Regions from separate parts of the Homo sapiens genome. Here region 2 is linked to region 1. Evidence: read pairs that join two places in POLR2A ChIA-PET (ENCODE). Cell type or tissue: A673. All regions are shown on one strand.

The links. ChIA-PET counts read pairs that join two places held together with the same protein. Peaks named below come from ENCODE experiments on the same cell type or tissue, not always from the same donor. Only the 100,000 strongest peaks of a DNase experiment are listed, where the experiment ranks them.
Region 2: POLR2A ChIA-PET joins it to region 1 with 17 read pairs; 1 of 35 experiments calls an interaction of 5 or more read pairs at or near these places.

What each region holds. Positions count from the first base shown.
Region 1 is chr2:199,485,116-199,487,615 of GRCh38, reverse strand. No RefSeq gene overlaps it. Among named protein-coding and RNA genes, the nearest start is that of SATB2-AS1, 18 kb to the right of the region's middle. In A673, CTCF peaks have their summits at 1,451 (motif pointing left) and 2,479 (motif pointing right); DNase peaks (open chromatin) are centred at 1,465 and 2,485.
Region 2 is chr2:199,661,204-199,663,703 of GRCh38, reverse strand. No RefSeq gene overlaps it. Among named protein-coding and RNA genes, the nearest start is that of LINC01877, 54 kb to the right of the region's middle. In A673, no CTCF peak of the experiment used is centred here; a DNase peak (open chromatin) is centred at 1,253.

The DNA of each region.
Region 1 (2,500 bases):
TACGGAGATGAGGAAGAGCTGGTCCCTATTTTCAGGGTTTTCTCTGTCTAGCAGGATACTTGGTAAGTACTCAACACATGCTTGTTGAATTAAATTCAGAGCCAAGAAACACTTGAGGTGATTACATTCACTAACTCTGTCATCCTTAAATGGCCAGATCCTGCAGTTATCCCTTGTCTTGGCCACTGCACTGTCCCTACTCAAGAAGATGCAGGCCAGGCATGGTGGCTCATGCCTGTAATCCCAGCACTTTGGGAGGCTGAGGCAGGCAGATCACCTGAGGTCAGGAGTTTGAGACCAGCCTGGCCAACATGGTGAAACCCCGTCTCTACTAAAAAATACAAAAATTAGCTGGGCATGGTTGCACATGCCTGTAGTCACAGATACTCGGGAGGCTGAGGCAAGAAAATCACTTGAACCTGGGAGGAGGTGGAGGTTGCAGTGAGCCAAGATTATGCCACCGCCTGCACTCCAGCCTGGGTGACAGAGCAAGGCTCTGTCAAAAAAAAAAAAAAAAAGTTTAAGTTCCTATTGAAATACAAAAGTTTCTAGGAGAAGAGGGAGGAACTTGTATATTTCAAACATATTGTGTGTGGGGTGTGTGTGGTGCTTGGCAGTTAATAAAGGGAAGAGTAGAGAGGCTTAACTCTTCTAATTCCCTCTTATTACCATGGAGCCTCAGGTTATCTTGTTAGCAGTTTGGAAACCTTGGAAACTTGGCTTTGAGGATCTAGGAAACAAAATGGCACTGGGCAAAGACTGTTATGCATGGCAGTGACTTACTTTAGTGCTATGCTGTCCAATCCAGTAGCCCCCAGCCACATGTGGCTCTGGAGCCCTTGGAATTCAGCTAGTCCAAAACTGAAATGTATTATAAATATAAAACACATACTGATTTTCAGAGTTAGTGTGGGGAAAAAAAGAACATGAAATATCTGAACAATGTTTTGTATTGATTACATGTTGAAAATATTTTAGAGGCCGGGCACGGTGGCTCATGCCTGTAATCCCAGCACTTTGGGAGGCCGAGGCGGGCGGATCACGAGGTCAGGAGATCGAGACCGTCCTGGCTAACATAGTGAAACCCCATCTCTACTAAAATTACAAAAAATTAGCCGGGCGTGGTTGCAGGCGCCTGTAGTCCCAGCAACTCGGGAGGCTGAGGCAGGAGAATGGCGTGAACCCGGGAGGCGGAGCTTGCAGTGAGCTGAGATCGTGCCACTGCACTCCAGCCTGGGCGGCAGAGCGAGACTCCGTCTCAAAAAAAAAAAAAAAAAAAAAAAAAAAAGAAAAGAAAATATTTTAGATATGTTGGGCTAAATAAAATACATTATTAAAATTAATTCTACTATTTTATTTTTAAAAGATGGCTACTAGAGCATTTAAAATTACATAAGTTGCATTATATTTGTATTGGACAGCATGGCTCTAGTGGCTAGGAGGACAGACCCCCACCTAGAGGGCGCTAAAGTCCAGTGCATGGGCAGAGGTGCTACCGAATGAGACTGCAAAGGCAGGAATGTCACTATGAGAAAAGGGTGGCCTCAAAGCAGGGGGAGTAACAAAAACTCCCCAACGTGTCTGGTTTGCAGCCTGGCTAAACACACAGGAATTTCCAGCTTGTCTTCCCATCCCAAGCACTTTGATTTCGTTTGTGTGGACTCCTGTCCTAGAGAATGGTGTGGGGATGAGGTGCAGCTCTCTATGACTCTAACTAGATTTGACTTGGGGTTAGCTTCTGAGATGATACCAGGTTCTACATGTGGAATCTACGTTGTAGATTACTGAGATGTTGGATATGAGCTTGTTACCACATCAAGCTTAGGAAAGCTGATAATTCTGTTTATTTGGTTGATATAAAAATTTCAGATAATACATTTTATGTGTAAGAACTTGCTTTATTGTTTTTCTAAACTGACATTGTGGTTTGACTCATAGACATTGATATCAAAGCAGGAATAGCTGAATTTTGCATAGTACTTTACAGTTTTCAAAGTCCTTTTCAGCAAATTATCACTTTTTATTGTCACAACATCTTGTGAGGCAGACAAGGCATGTATAGATTTTTATCCATATGTTATAGCTAAGAAACCAAAAAAAAGGTTGCCTTGACCAGCATTTAAAAGCTGTTAAGTGACAGAACTAGTGATGGATCATGGAAGATCTGATTGGATACCTTGGCTTCTGGTCTCTGGTGGCTTCTACTGGTGCATAGAGGGTGACTGAGGTGGGGCAGGGAATGAGTGGTCCATAGTTGCCTGAATTCAAGCAATTATGTCCCCTTAAGGGTGAGGAAAATAATTTATAGGGTTTGGATGTCAAGATTTGGAAAGCTGCCTTTAGGAAATGGAGGGAAGGAGCCTAATTGGAGTACTGCCTTCACTCAGCATGAATGGCTTTGAAGTCCCTGTCTCTGTTTGATTCCTTCAGCAACCTCCCTGCTCTGAAAGGCCCTGCTGGTTCCTCTGCTTTAGGCAGAGCCCAGCAGAGGGTGCTGGGA
Region 2 (2,500 bases), 180 kb before region 1:
TCTGTATAGATAGAAGAGTTTGCTTTGTCTATAGATCCCATTGTACAGCTTGAAGAAGAGAAGAATTATTTTCTCAAAATCTCAAAAATCATATTTCTGCAATTTTCTCAATCTCAGAATCACATCTAATTTCTGATCAAATTGGCAACACTCTCTAGTTCTAAGTGTTCAGTTCATCTGGAAAGAACTTGGTGCAATTTGTGTAATTACTTTACAGCTATCTGCAAAACAAACTGTGGGAGTCACGTCTCTGTCGATGAATGTATAGATTCAGGTCACTAGAACATAATCCTGAAACTGACATTCTCTGTAAGATTTTTCTCCTCTTTCGGTTCTCCTTTTTTTTTTTTTTTTTTTTTTTTTTTTGAGAAAGGGTTTCTCTCTGTCACCCAGGCTGGAATGTAGTTGCACAATCACGACTCACTGCAGTCTTGACCTCCTGGGCTCAGGTGATCCTCCCACCTCCCTCCCAAGTCGCTGAGAATACAGGTGTGTGCCACTACACCCAGCTAATTTTTGTATTTTTTGTAGAGATGGGTTTTCGCCATGTTTCCCAGCCTGTCTCCTTTCCTTTTTATGATTGAATCCTTTTGAAAAGAATGTTGTTTTGTTATAAAATTTTAATAAATGAAGAATTTATTTTGGTGTTAAAATCTTAAACCCTATTAGATGGTACCATAAGGGTTTGTATTCTACTCAGGATATGTCCAAGGAAATGATAGGATTTGTTTGCATAAGATGGTAACAATATCTTATCTTTTGAGGCTAATCTTTAAAACCCAAGAGTATGTGTTAATTGTTGGGTTGTCCTTTTTCTTCTATAGCATCAAAATATTATATAAGTTATTGTTAATAATTTTCAATGAATTCTTTATGATTTAAATAAAAATCATTCTTATTGGGCTCATATGTTTTACCCCCACAAAATTGTGAATAGAATTTGTACAGTTTCATGAACTCTGAAATAACAAATGTAGGCAATTTTCTTTTTCTTTTTTCTTACTCAGAGGTTTCCAACACATTTTATTTTGCAGACCACTGGTTTGTAGCTTTTTAGGACCAACATCTGTATCAATTCCTATAAAATGTTCAATCAATTTCAGTTCCATAGCAGGCTCTTCCATGCTGCGCACCATGCTTATGGCTGAAGGTCTAGTTACACACGCATAAAGGCTGCCCTTCCCGCTGGTTCCTGGACGAGGGCGCATCCAAGTTAAAGCCTCTTCCAGGAGCTCCATCTTCGCAGGGGGTCATTTCCTTTGGCAGTAAGTCAGTTTATGTGTGCGGCTTTGGTGCCTGTGAGCAGGAAGCACCAGAAACGTGCAGGATGTGCTATTTTTTCTCTGATGAAGATGGGCACTTGAGGATCCAGTGCTTGTGCTTAATGACAGGAATCCCTCAATTGCTTAGTAGGTTAAAATATAAGGAAGCCTCCACTTTATGCAACACAGATAACACCTAAATATAGGTCCCATGAAAGACTTAAAAGTTTTATAAAACTAAAATCTAGTTTTTCCCAATAAATTGTACTTTAGGCAAAACCCTCCCAATGCTTCTAAAATAATACTAAAAGGGGAATCTGATTATACAAGAGCAATTTAAAAAATTAAATATTTATTTGAATAACAAGTTTAAGTTGGAGCTGCAATGTTGGCCATGCAGGTTTTTAACACAGATCACAAAAAGCGTGCACAAAAAAGTACTGGTGCAAAGGACAAAATAATGCTAAGAATTAGGCTAAATATCTGCTGATTTCAAGAAAACAAAAGGCCTGAAATCACTGTACAAAATAGAAAATGTATTAAACACTAACATCCACAGAACAGTCTTTATTATTGATTATATTTAAAATTTATTTGCGTAATTATATATTTTGTAAATGAGTATTATACATGAGCCTCCTTTTGGAAGGCATTTCCTTGTAGCACTATAGAACGTCTAATTACATTGCAAAAAGTATCGTTCTTTGCTATCGATAAAGAAAACAGTTAGTGGTATTATTGTAAATATCAGAAAGGCTACAAAAAAGAAATAAGATTTCTTTTTTGTCTCTTCAAAGTGTTTTCCATGCAGTGAAGCACTTGCCCTGTTTAACTGAGTGCACTACTAGAGAATGTTCTGGGTCTGAGATGCTCTTGAGAGACAAGACTAGGCTTTTCCAAATCAAACATTCAAAGGAATCATGCAACCCTCTTATGACTGAGATACCGTCATGTGCCACTTATCAATGCTGTCTCTCCAGAAAACCATTCAAGACGCTTAAAAAAAATCAGACTTATGATAAATATACATAAAATGAAGACACCAACTGCTATTTGACAAGACTACTGGTAATGTCTGTGCTATGTGAAAGCACCTTTAAAAAGAGCCTATGCAGCAAGAGATAAGTGTCTAAAGATTCAAAATGAATCAACAGTATTGGATAACAATATAATTCTCAACTCAGAAGCTGCCTCAAGATTGGGTGCATCTTCAGTTAATGTAACAGGAAAAAAAGGTG